2 separate regions of the Mus musculus genome follow, and region 1 is linked to region 2. The links are chromatin loops, found by intact Hi-C in ENCODE. Cell type or tissue: heart. All regions are shown on one strand.

Region 1 (5,000 bases), 230 kb after region 2:
CGCCTCACATTCTAGAGAGTCCCTCTGGGCTGCCTGAGTCCCTCAAGCATGTGGGGCTGCTGGCTTCAGCTCACAGAGTCCCCACCACTGCCTAAGCGTCCATTCTGTCCCCAAAGCATGGCTGTCCCCATCAGCTTAGTTTACCATGCAAAATGCTACTTGCTAACTGGGTATCGTAAACACCAGACATCTGTCTCTCCCAGTTCTGAAGGTGACAAGGGTAAAAGGGTGTCAGTGTGATCCAGCTCCATCAGGACTACCCCTCCTGGTTATACACGGCAGCCTTCTTCAGGGTCCTCACACAGGGGTGGGGGAGTATAACTTACCCCCAGTAATGTCAGGTAACCCTAACGCCGCCCATAGCCCACTTCAGACACCATCCCACAGATGTGGATGTAGGAGACAAACACTGGTTCATAAGAGGAGCTGCACCTGAGGTCCACCAGGAGCTCAGGAAGACGTGGCTCAAAGGCAGAGCCACAATTGCAGGGGAGAGTTGAAGCAGGACGGTCCCAGGAAACGTGGGGTCCCCACATTAGACAGTCTATGTCCTGTGGAGTGATACCTTACTGTAAGATTCCTATCCTCCGTGGAAATCAAGCCTGTTTCTAAGATGCTGGGTAACTTTGTCTTCTCTGGGACTCAGTTTCCTTACGTGTGAAGTAGAGAGGTAAGAGTTAACAAAAGTTAAGGATTGGACCCTTTTAGGAATCTAGTACAAGCTTTGATGTCTGCTCCAAATGAACTGTACAAGACTATATAGCTCTGCATGTCCAGCCCTCTGACTCAGCCGTGGAACTCTTAAAAGCCCTTGGATTCTGGGGTCAGAGCCTTAGTGGGTTGTCTCAAACTCATGCAGCTGTGATGATGGGCATAGCCTCTCTGGGCCCCGCAATTCCCTTTGCCAACCCTTCCCCTGTCTCTTGACAGGATTCCATTTACCCATTCCATCCATGTGTCAGGCAGACATAACAGCCCCCATCTTAGAGAGACTCAAGTACAGACAGGTAACATGCAAAAAGTCGCACGGCATCCAAGGCGTTTTTCCACCCTCCTGTGGTACCAGTGTGTTTGATGTTTAACAGTGCCAACTCCTACTGCTAGCTATAGAGATGGGTTTAGGACTTTCCATTCGCCCATCTCTTCAGTCCCCACCACTCCATGAGGCAAAGTTAGCTATCTCCATTTTACAGAAGAAATAGCCCTAGAGATGCAAGGTCCCTCGCCCAGAACAATCCCAGTGTTTCTGACTTGTGACCCTGATGCTCTCTGCATGCCACGCCCATCCTCAGACCTTGGGTCTGGCCTAGCTCCACCTGAGGAAGAGGTACTGATAATTATTGGTTGAAACAGCGTCTGGATTCCTGCTGATCCCAGACTTGGGTTCCAACATCAGTTCCGAGTAGCAGCTAGGCAAGAGTGACCAAGCTTCAGTGCAGAGGGGCATTTTGAAGGTCACATGTATGTTATTTGTGAACTTATAGAGGCACAAGTGCTGGTTCCAAGTGAGTCGCTGCTGAGGAGGCCAGGCCAAGTGTGCCTCCTGGCCACCACGCCCAACAGTCTGGCCCTATTGACTTCTCCCCTTGTTCCCATGAGTGACAGCGCTGTCATGAGCACCCAATTCAGAGCCACGATGGCCATGAAAGCTGAGGCTGGGCAAGGCCCCGTGTGACAAGCTGGGCCAGCCCTGGAGGGTGAGAAGAACCATGACCCCAGAAGGAAGATTCTCTTGGTCTGGAATATTCTAGTTCAGGAGCTGCACCAGGACAGACAGGAGCACAGTCCCTCCCCTTAGTCTTCATCTGTTGTCCGAGCAATGAGTTTCAAGACACACCAGGCAGCATTCACCCAGCTGGATGGGCTGAGTGAGCTGCCTGGTCCCTTACCAGGACAATCTATGGAGGGAGTTGGTAGGCAAGCTGTAGTTAACTCCAACATGCCAGTACACACATGGGGATCTGGGAGCTTTGGCAAGAGAAAGGATCTTGATCCAAGGGGTGTTCCTAAAAGGTATATGGGAGACCAGACAGTCCAGTGGAGTCTGTAGAAGATGATAAAGAGTGAATGTTGGGCAGCAGGAGACAAAGGACAAAGTCCTGTCCTTGGGGAAACAGCCAAGTGGTTCCAGGAGGTTGGGGCAGGGCAAGGCAGAGGGAACCGGGAACCCATAAAGACATTCTGCCAATAAGTCGTTAGTGAATGTCGGCCAATCAGCCCACGCCCACTACACCAGTGAACGTGGCCCTATTCCTGACCCTTCTGCCCTCTTGTACCCTAACTTAGAGACAAGGGACAGTAAACCCAATCCCTCTCAACGTAAATGCAATATGCATCAATTGCTTTGAGGGCAGTGACTAACCAGATAGGAGGAGACAACCTAAAACAGATCAGAGGAGACATCATCTCGGGGGAAGAAAGAGAGAGAGCCCTATCAGCACCTCCAGTGCAGGCTCAGAGGAGGCTCACTGTTGACATAAAAGAAGGGGCAAGAAAGCTTTTAGTCTGGGAGCAGAATGGTGAATGTCAGCCATCGCCAGCTGCCCCGAAGAGAAGGGCAGTGTCTCTTTGTGAGCCAATTGCGTTCCCTTGTACCGAGTGCTCCCTTTGTGTCCACCCTTGGCTCCCACTTAAACAATGCTGTTCCCCCACCATCCAGCACCGAGTCATTTTTCAGTGTCTCTCTACAGGTAGGTTGCGAAGAGGACCTCATTCCTTCTGCCAGGCTGCCACTGTGTGGTGGGCAGAGGAATGACAGCTAGGGACGGCCTTAGCCAGGTGTATCTTCATCCCTCAACAAAGGCTTTTTGGGGAACACATACCAGGCAGCTCTCAACCAATACCTGCAATTCCAGGCAATTAAACAACCCGTGCCCTTGAAGAATACACCCCCAACACACACATAGCTTGCATAAACCCACAAAAGAACACACATAAAAATAGTAAATAATAAATGTTTTAAAGCCTTTTTGCAAACTTACAATGCGCATGTTTCTGGGTTTCTGGGGAAAATCTGGGTTTTCCAGAGATGAGCCAATGAGGGAAGGGCTGAGCCACAACCCTGTCTTGGGACAGGAGACTCTAGCATACTATGTGTGAACCTATGAAGGCCATAAAGGCTTCTTACCCGCCCCTCACCACCACCACCCCCCCAAAAAAAAAACAGGAAAAGGGACCAGAGGGCAGCATACAGGTGGATAGGAGAGGGAGATGGTCAGCCTGGGGCTTTGAGGGGTCCTGGGCTCTGCAGAGGTGCATCTGGCTATAGGCATCTCTTCTCCTGACACCACTCCACTACTCCTTTCAGTTTTAGTCTGTGGTTTGTGGATGTTCCCTTTGTCCTTGGGATCCTCTGCTGTCTGTCTGTCTGTCTCTCTGCCTTACTCTCTCCCTCTCCATCCACCTAATATCTGTGTGCCTATCTGTCTGTCTCTGCCTGAATCTGTCTCTGTCTTAGTTGTTCTTTATCTGTGTGTCTGAGTCTCTCTCTCTCTCTCTCTCTCTCTCTGTTTCTCTCTCTCTGCCTCTCTCTCTCTCTCTCTGTTTCTCTCTCTCTGTCTCTGTTTCTCTCTCTGTGTCTCTATTTCTCTCTCTCTCTCTCTCTCTCTCTCTCTCTCTCTCTCTCTCTCTCTCTCTCTCTCTCTCCCTCCCTCCCTCCCTCTCTTGCTCTCTTTCACTCTCCACACATCTCTGAGCCTGTCGTTGTTTTCTTCCCCTCTATCCCTCTGCTCCATCACTTTCTCTATCGGCCTCTCTGGCTTTCTTGTCTACTCCCTGTCCTGCTTTTGGTCCTCTCTGCCCATCTCTGACCCCATTTCCACCTGCCCCTGCCTCTGGCTCTTTCCCCACTCCCACCTCTCTCTGGCTGTGTCTCCTTTTCAGCCTGTCCAAAGCTGCCGACCTGGACCATCACTGGGTGGCCAAGGCCTGGCTGAATGACATTGGCCTGTCCCAGTATTCCCAGGCCTTCCAGAACCACCTGGTTGATGGGAGGATGCTGAATTCACTGATGAAGCGGGACCTGGAGAAACACCTGAACGTGTCCAAGAAGTTCCACCAAGTTAGCATCTTGCTGGGAATTGAGCTGCTGTACCAAGTGAACTTCAGCAGGGAGGTGAGAACTAAATGGGGCGGCAGGGCAGGGGCAGACATCTTCCACAGCCTGTATCCACATCCAATTTCTGTCTAACCATCTACCCACCCATCCGCTGATCCATCCATCCATTCACTTATTCAACCATCAATCTATCCACCCAGTCATCCACCCATCTACCTACATATCTACCCATCATTCCATTCACCCATCCACTCCTCCATCCACCTGCTGACCCATCTATCCACCTACCCACTGTCCATCCACCCACCCATCCATGTACCTATCCACTCTCAGTCCACTCCCCATCTCTCCATCTGTCTAGTTTCCATCCCACCCCATCATCCACTCACATATATACACAACTACCTACTCATCCATCCATCCATCCATCCATCCATCCACCCACCCACCCACCCGCCCACCCATCCATCCATCCACCCATCCATCTATCCATCCATCTACCCATCCATCTGTCCATCCATCCATCTACCCATCCATCCATCCATCCACCCATCCATCTATCCACCCACCCATCCATCCATCCACCCATCCATCTATCCATCCATCCATCTACCCATCCATCTATTCATCCTTCCATCCATCCATCCATCCATCCATCCATCCACCCATCCATCTATCCACCCATCCATCTATTCATCCATCCATCCATCTATCCATCCATCCATCCATCCATCCATCCATCCATCCATCCATCCATCCACCCATCCATCTATCCACCCATCCATCTATCCATTCATCCATCTACCCACCCATCTATTCATCCATCCATCCATCCATCCATCCATCCATCCATCTATCCATCCATCCACTCATCCATCCATCCATCCACCCATCCATCTATCATCCATCCATCTACCCACCCATCTATTCATCCATCCATCCA
Region 2 (5,000 bases):
TCCAAGAGTCAGCTCTCACTGTCCCACATCTCCATCTGAGCATGTTTGTAAGCACAATGGGTTCCTCGTGCAGCCTGAGGAAGGAGGTCAGAGGGGAAAGAAGATGTAAGCACACGTTCTATATATGCTATCATGGCACAGTTGTTTATCCCAGCCATCAGAGGGAAGGGGCAAGCAGATCTCCACGAATTCAAGGCCAGCCTGGTCTACACGGCAAGTTCCAAGCTAGCCAGTCCCACATAGTGAACTGTCTCAAATTAATTGATTAAATTAGCATTTTCAATGTTCTATTCATGTTGATACATTAAATATCAGATTTTTAATTATTGTGCGTGTGTGTATGCATACATAATGCTGTATGCATATCTAATATGTGTATGTATGTGGAGGTCAGATGACAACTCTGGGGAATCGGTTCCATCCCTCCCCCTTTATGTGAGTTGCAGGGATTCAAACTCAGGTTGCCAGGTTCGGGCAGCCAGCTGTTACCCACTGAGCATCTCACGCCGCTGGGAGGATCTTCTGAATTATTTGTTGCATTTGGTGAAAGTTATGCATTTGCCAGGCACTTCTCAGAAACTGACAGTGCAGGCGGAACCACAAGTCTGCTGTGTTGGGTACAGGGGTGGCTCCACAAAGCTAGGAGCCAGCAGAACCTCAGCTGGGGTTATACTCTCTTGGAGCTGGGTAGACATGTCTAAGGAGGCAGGCACCTGAGAGTGTGAGGCCCATTCCTCCTCTCACCGTATGGCCCTTGTCATAGCTAGGATTTCTACTGCTGTGATTAAACACCATGACCAAGAGCAACTTGGGAGGGAAAGGTTTGTGTAGAGAGGATCTCTTGTGTATCATATGGACAAACCACCTGTCCATTAAAGAACCTACAGTCACAGCTGAAGAGATGGCTTAGTGGGTAAGAGCACTCGTTCTTCCTCTGGAAGACCTGGGTTCAATTCCCAGCACTGACGTGGAAGCTACCAATAATCTACAACTCCAGTTCCAAGGCATCTGATGCCCTCCTCTGGCCTCTGCAGACACTGTGTGCACAGGGTACACACATACGTGCACTGCAAACACACAAATAGGTAAAATTAAAATAAAAGAGAAAGGAAAAAGTATGAACCTATGGCCTGTGGGAAGGGCTAGAATAGAAGGTGGGACATCTGGAGGCAGAGAGAATTCTGGGATGGTGCAAGGCGTGGGAGATGTACCCAGGAAGATGTGACAAGATGAACGCATGGTACCTGAGCACAGGTAACCAGCCGTGTGGCAGAATGTAAATTAGAATATATGGGTTATTTTAAGTTATGATCTAGTCAGAGAAGAGCCTAGCTATATGGCCAAGGTATCTCTAAATTTATTTTGAGTCCAAGTCTTATTTCTGGGAGCATAAGGCTGGGATGAAAAATGACTTAGCTTCTACTGTTTCATGAACAGTTTGTAGTCCATAATCCAGGGCAATCAGGGCAGGAACCTGGAGGCAGGAGCTGATGCAGAGGCTGTGGAAAGTATTGCTTGCTGGTTTGCTCAGTCTGCTTTCTTATAGCACCCAGGATCACCAGACCAGGGGTGGCACCATTCACGATGAGCTAGATCCTTCCACATCAGAGGCTTGCCTGCAGGCCATTGGGAGCCATTTCTCAATTGACTTTCTGTCTTCCAAAAGGGCTCTAGCTTATGTCAAACTAACCAGGACAGTCCTCATCCTGTGACCACTTGAGCTCTCTGAAGGGATTAATCCCAAGAGTGGTTGTTTGGATGGCCAAGGTGGAGGCTCAGCCTCTGAAGTCACCTTGTGTCACTCTACCCTGCATTTCATGGCCAAGACAAGAAACCACCCTTCCCCAAGCACAGAGTCGAGGGAAATGTCTCCACCTCTCTGCGGGGCCACTAGGATAGGTCCTACACCTTGGGAATAATGCTGCAGTCATCTTTGGAAACACAACTTATCGTTTCTTTTTCAGACCCCAGAATGTCACTTGTACCTCCTACCACTAGGAGGCAGCATAGGCTCCCTCTTGCTTCCTCCTGAAGCTTTCCTGGGGCCTTCTGGCTCACAGCACCGGATGGTAGAACCTGAGACTCTCACTTTGTGTTGTTCTCTTGGGTGACAAACAGGGCTTCCCTCTTGGGGGGGGGGGGGGGGGGGCGGAGGGCAGTTCATGAATATATTTACCTGTGCATTTAAGAACCACCATGGATCCGCAAGGGTCTCTGACCTCAAGGAAATCCTGAACAAACAAGATGTAAGTCTTAGGGTGGCTGCTTTGTCTTTGATTTGTAGGCTGCTTTGTATTGATTACCTGTGATGGGCTTTGTTAAGTTCCTTTTGGCAAGCTCTCTTCTCCGTGGGGATCCTGGGAAGGATCAGACTTTTGTTATCCCCCCCCCCCATTATGTCCCCCCCCCCCCCCCGCCCCAGGGCTCAGGTGATAAATATCTCAAAAAAAAAAAAAAAAAAAAAACACAATGGCCCTCTCTCTTTCTGATTGTTTGTATTTTGTTTGCTTGTTTGGACTTCAGATTTACTACTAATGAGCAAAGTCCCTGTCAGTATCCATCCTCAGTGATGCTCACGGCAGAGTAACTGGGGCAGAGGATCTCCGGGCTCCCATCCCCACCCCACCCCAGTCCCCCTACCAGGTAGCATTCATCTTGTGTCAGGCTAACTGCTGGGCTTGACCAACTAGATCACATTAACTCTCTCCTGACAAGCCTAGGAACTCTGTCCTGATAATCACCTTGGTATTGTATAAGACTCATGGAAGCTTTAGAATATAGAAAGACCTCAGGGCATCAGGACCTCTTTTGAGCCAAAAGTATCTCTTATTTGGGGCTTTAGAGCTTTAGTCTACCTCCACCTGGAAGCCATGACCCCATCTCTGCCAACCACACAGCTCTGGCTCACCCTTCCACCTCCACAGACGTCCTCTACAGCCCCCTCCCAAGTACTCTCTCTTTTGCAGTCTCTGCGTGGTTTCTCTCACAGGTAGCACATGGCCCTACTGGACATTGCCTTCTCTCCTCCTCTGCATGGAGAATGGCAATGTCAGGCCTCCCCTGCGGGTTCATTTAGTCCTTTGTTAGCCCAGGAACTGTCTGCCGAGAGCCTGACAAAGTTGTATCCTCACACTGGCTGCCTGCCTGACCTTGGCCAACTCCTGAGCTTACCCAAACCTTCCAACTCCTCATCTGTCAGGTAGAGACAGTGATTGGAACCCACACCATAAGGCCGGTGTGAGGATTAAACAGGAGTCTATAAATAAACCACTTAGATCTTTCCTGGAGTGGTGGCGTTAACCATTTTCTGAACTTGACATGGCGGCTCATACCTGAAATCCCTGATTCTTCTTAGTGGTGCTGGAGGCCCATTAAGAGAAAGCAATTTCCTTCCAGTTAAAAGAATAGGCTCTGCCTCTCTGGTGGAGACATGTCCTCACCTCCTTCCTTAAGCGTTAGTCCAATTGGACTTGCCAGTCCCCTGCCTAAGAGACTGCCCCTCAGGAAAGCTAGGTCGTCTTAAGCCATGCTAAAGAGACGAGAGGAACAATTATCCCTTTATTGAGACATTGTGCTTTTCCTACCCGAATCCCTGCCCTCTGTGCAGTCGCTACAGCACTGCCATTAGGGTCTGTGGGCTCTGCCTACTTTTCCTCTTTCCTCTTCTCTCTTCAGATGCTGGCCAGAACTAAGGGTGCTTTCTCTGGTGTGTTAGCCCTTTTCACTCTCTCTGAAGCCCTCCATCCTGCCACGTGCCTGTCTCCCTGCCTCTTCTCCACCTCCCTCCTCTGGGAAGCTACTAAGATTTGCAGTCGTTTGCCTTACCTAGGTTTTTCTTTCAAATTTTAAGAAAAATTTCCTCTCGTTTCCTTCTAAGTCTGTACTTAAATGATTTTGTGAACAAAAGTAAGAAACCCAGGAGGGAACCCAATTTTCTCAGTAACACATGGGGGCCTGAGGGAAAAGGATTGCTGTCTGAGAATTCCAAGCTAGTCTGGGCTACATACACTGTAAACGCTTTAAAACCAACACAAAGTCAAGTGTAGTACACGCTGTTAATCTCAGAACCTCAGAGGCTGAGGCAGGAGGATGGTGAACTCTAGGCCATAGCAAGCTCAAGGCCAGATGGGGTTACACAGTAAAACCCTACTTCATCCCAACACACACACACACACACACACACACACACACACACACACACACACACGTGCGCGCACACGCGCACGCGCACAGAGTTAAGACATATACTATTCTGCAGATTGAGACTCCTGAAATAAAATGAAATAGAACACGCACAGTGGGGCTGGCAAGTGGCTCAGTGGGCAAAGGTGCTTGCTGCCAAGCACAACAACCCGAGTTCGAGCCTCAGAACGCACATAGTAGAAAGAGAAAATCAACTTCCACAAATTGTCCTCTTGAGTTCCATGTGCACAGCATGGCACTTTGGGATGCAAGCACTTACAGGCAGACAGAGAGCGTAGAACACACACAGTGCCTAGCTCAGTGCTGGATCCTTGCTGTACTCCAAGGTGAACGCTGTACACGATTTTCTTCTGCCATTGTGGGTCAGGGGATGAATCATCTCCAGCAGGCTAAGCCTTGAGCTCTGCTAATGACCAAGGTGTAAACTGATACAGCTTCAGGGTTCAAAGGCATCTTTTATCTTGGCTTAGAAACAGAGGAGGGCAGCTCAGAGGATCTAGAGTGTGTCCTGCTTGCCTGCGGCAACATGAGAGACAAAAGCCCAGAGGATGCTGGGAGTGGGATGTGAAGACAGCCAAAGGGTAAACACGGTGCGTTATAAAGGGCTAAGAAACTATACTTCCTGTTTATAAGCTTTTCAGATGCCAGGTTAAGATGACTGATCTCATCTGTTCAGCACGGGGTCAAGCTCCAAAGAGGACCTTTACAGTCAACAAGCTTTAGAAATGCAGGTTATGCGCACAGACTGCACACCGCTCTCTGGCCTAATTCAGTCCAGCAGAGGAAGCTATAGAAAA

Evidence for each region. Peaks named below come from ENCODE experiments on the same cell type or tissue, not always from the same donor. Only the 100,000 strongest peaks of a DNase experiment are listed, where the experiment ranks them.
Region 1: a loop joins it to region 2, with 4 times the contacts of the local background. A loop is called at or near these places in 3 of 42 quality-filtered maps.

What each region holds. Positions count from the first base shown.
Region 1 is chr4:142,111,222-142,116,221 of GRCm38, reverse strand. Kazn (kazrin, periplakin interacting protein) reads left to right here. Exons shown (of 18, transcript NM_144531.3): 14 at 3,883-4,114. Among named protein-coding and RNA genes, the nearest start is that of Gm35581, 13 kb to the left of the region's middle. In heart, a CTCF peak has its summit at 2,744; no DNase peak of the experiment used is centred here; H3K27ac peaks cover 719 bases; H3K27me3 peaks cover 214 bases.
Region 2 is chr4:142,346,116-142,351,115 of GRCm38, reverse strand. It overlaps Gm46875 (a long non-coding RNA gene), which reads right to left. Exons shown (of 3, transcript XR_003955299.1): 1 at 1-5,000. Among named protein-coding and RNA genes, the nearest start is that of Gm46875, 44 kb to the right of the region's middle. In heart, a CTCF peak has its summit at 1,985 (motif pointing right); no DNase peak of the experiment used is centred here.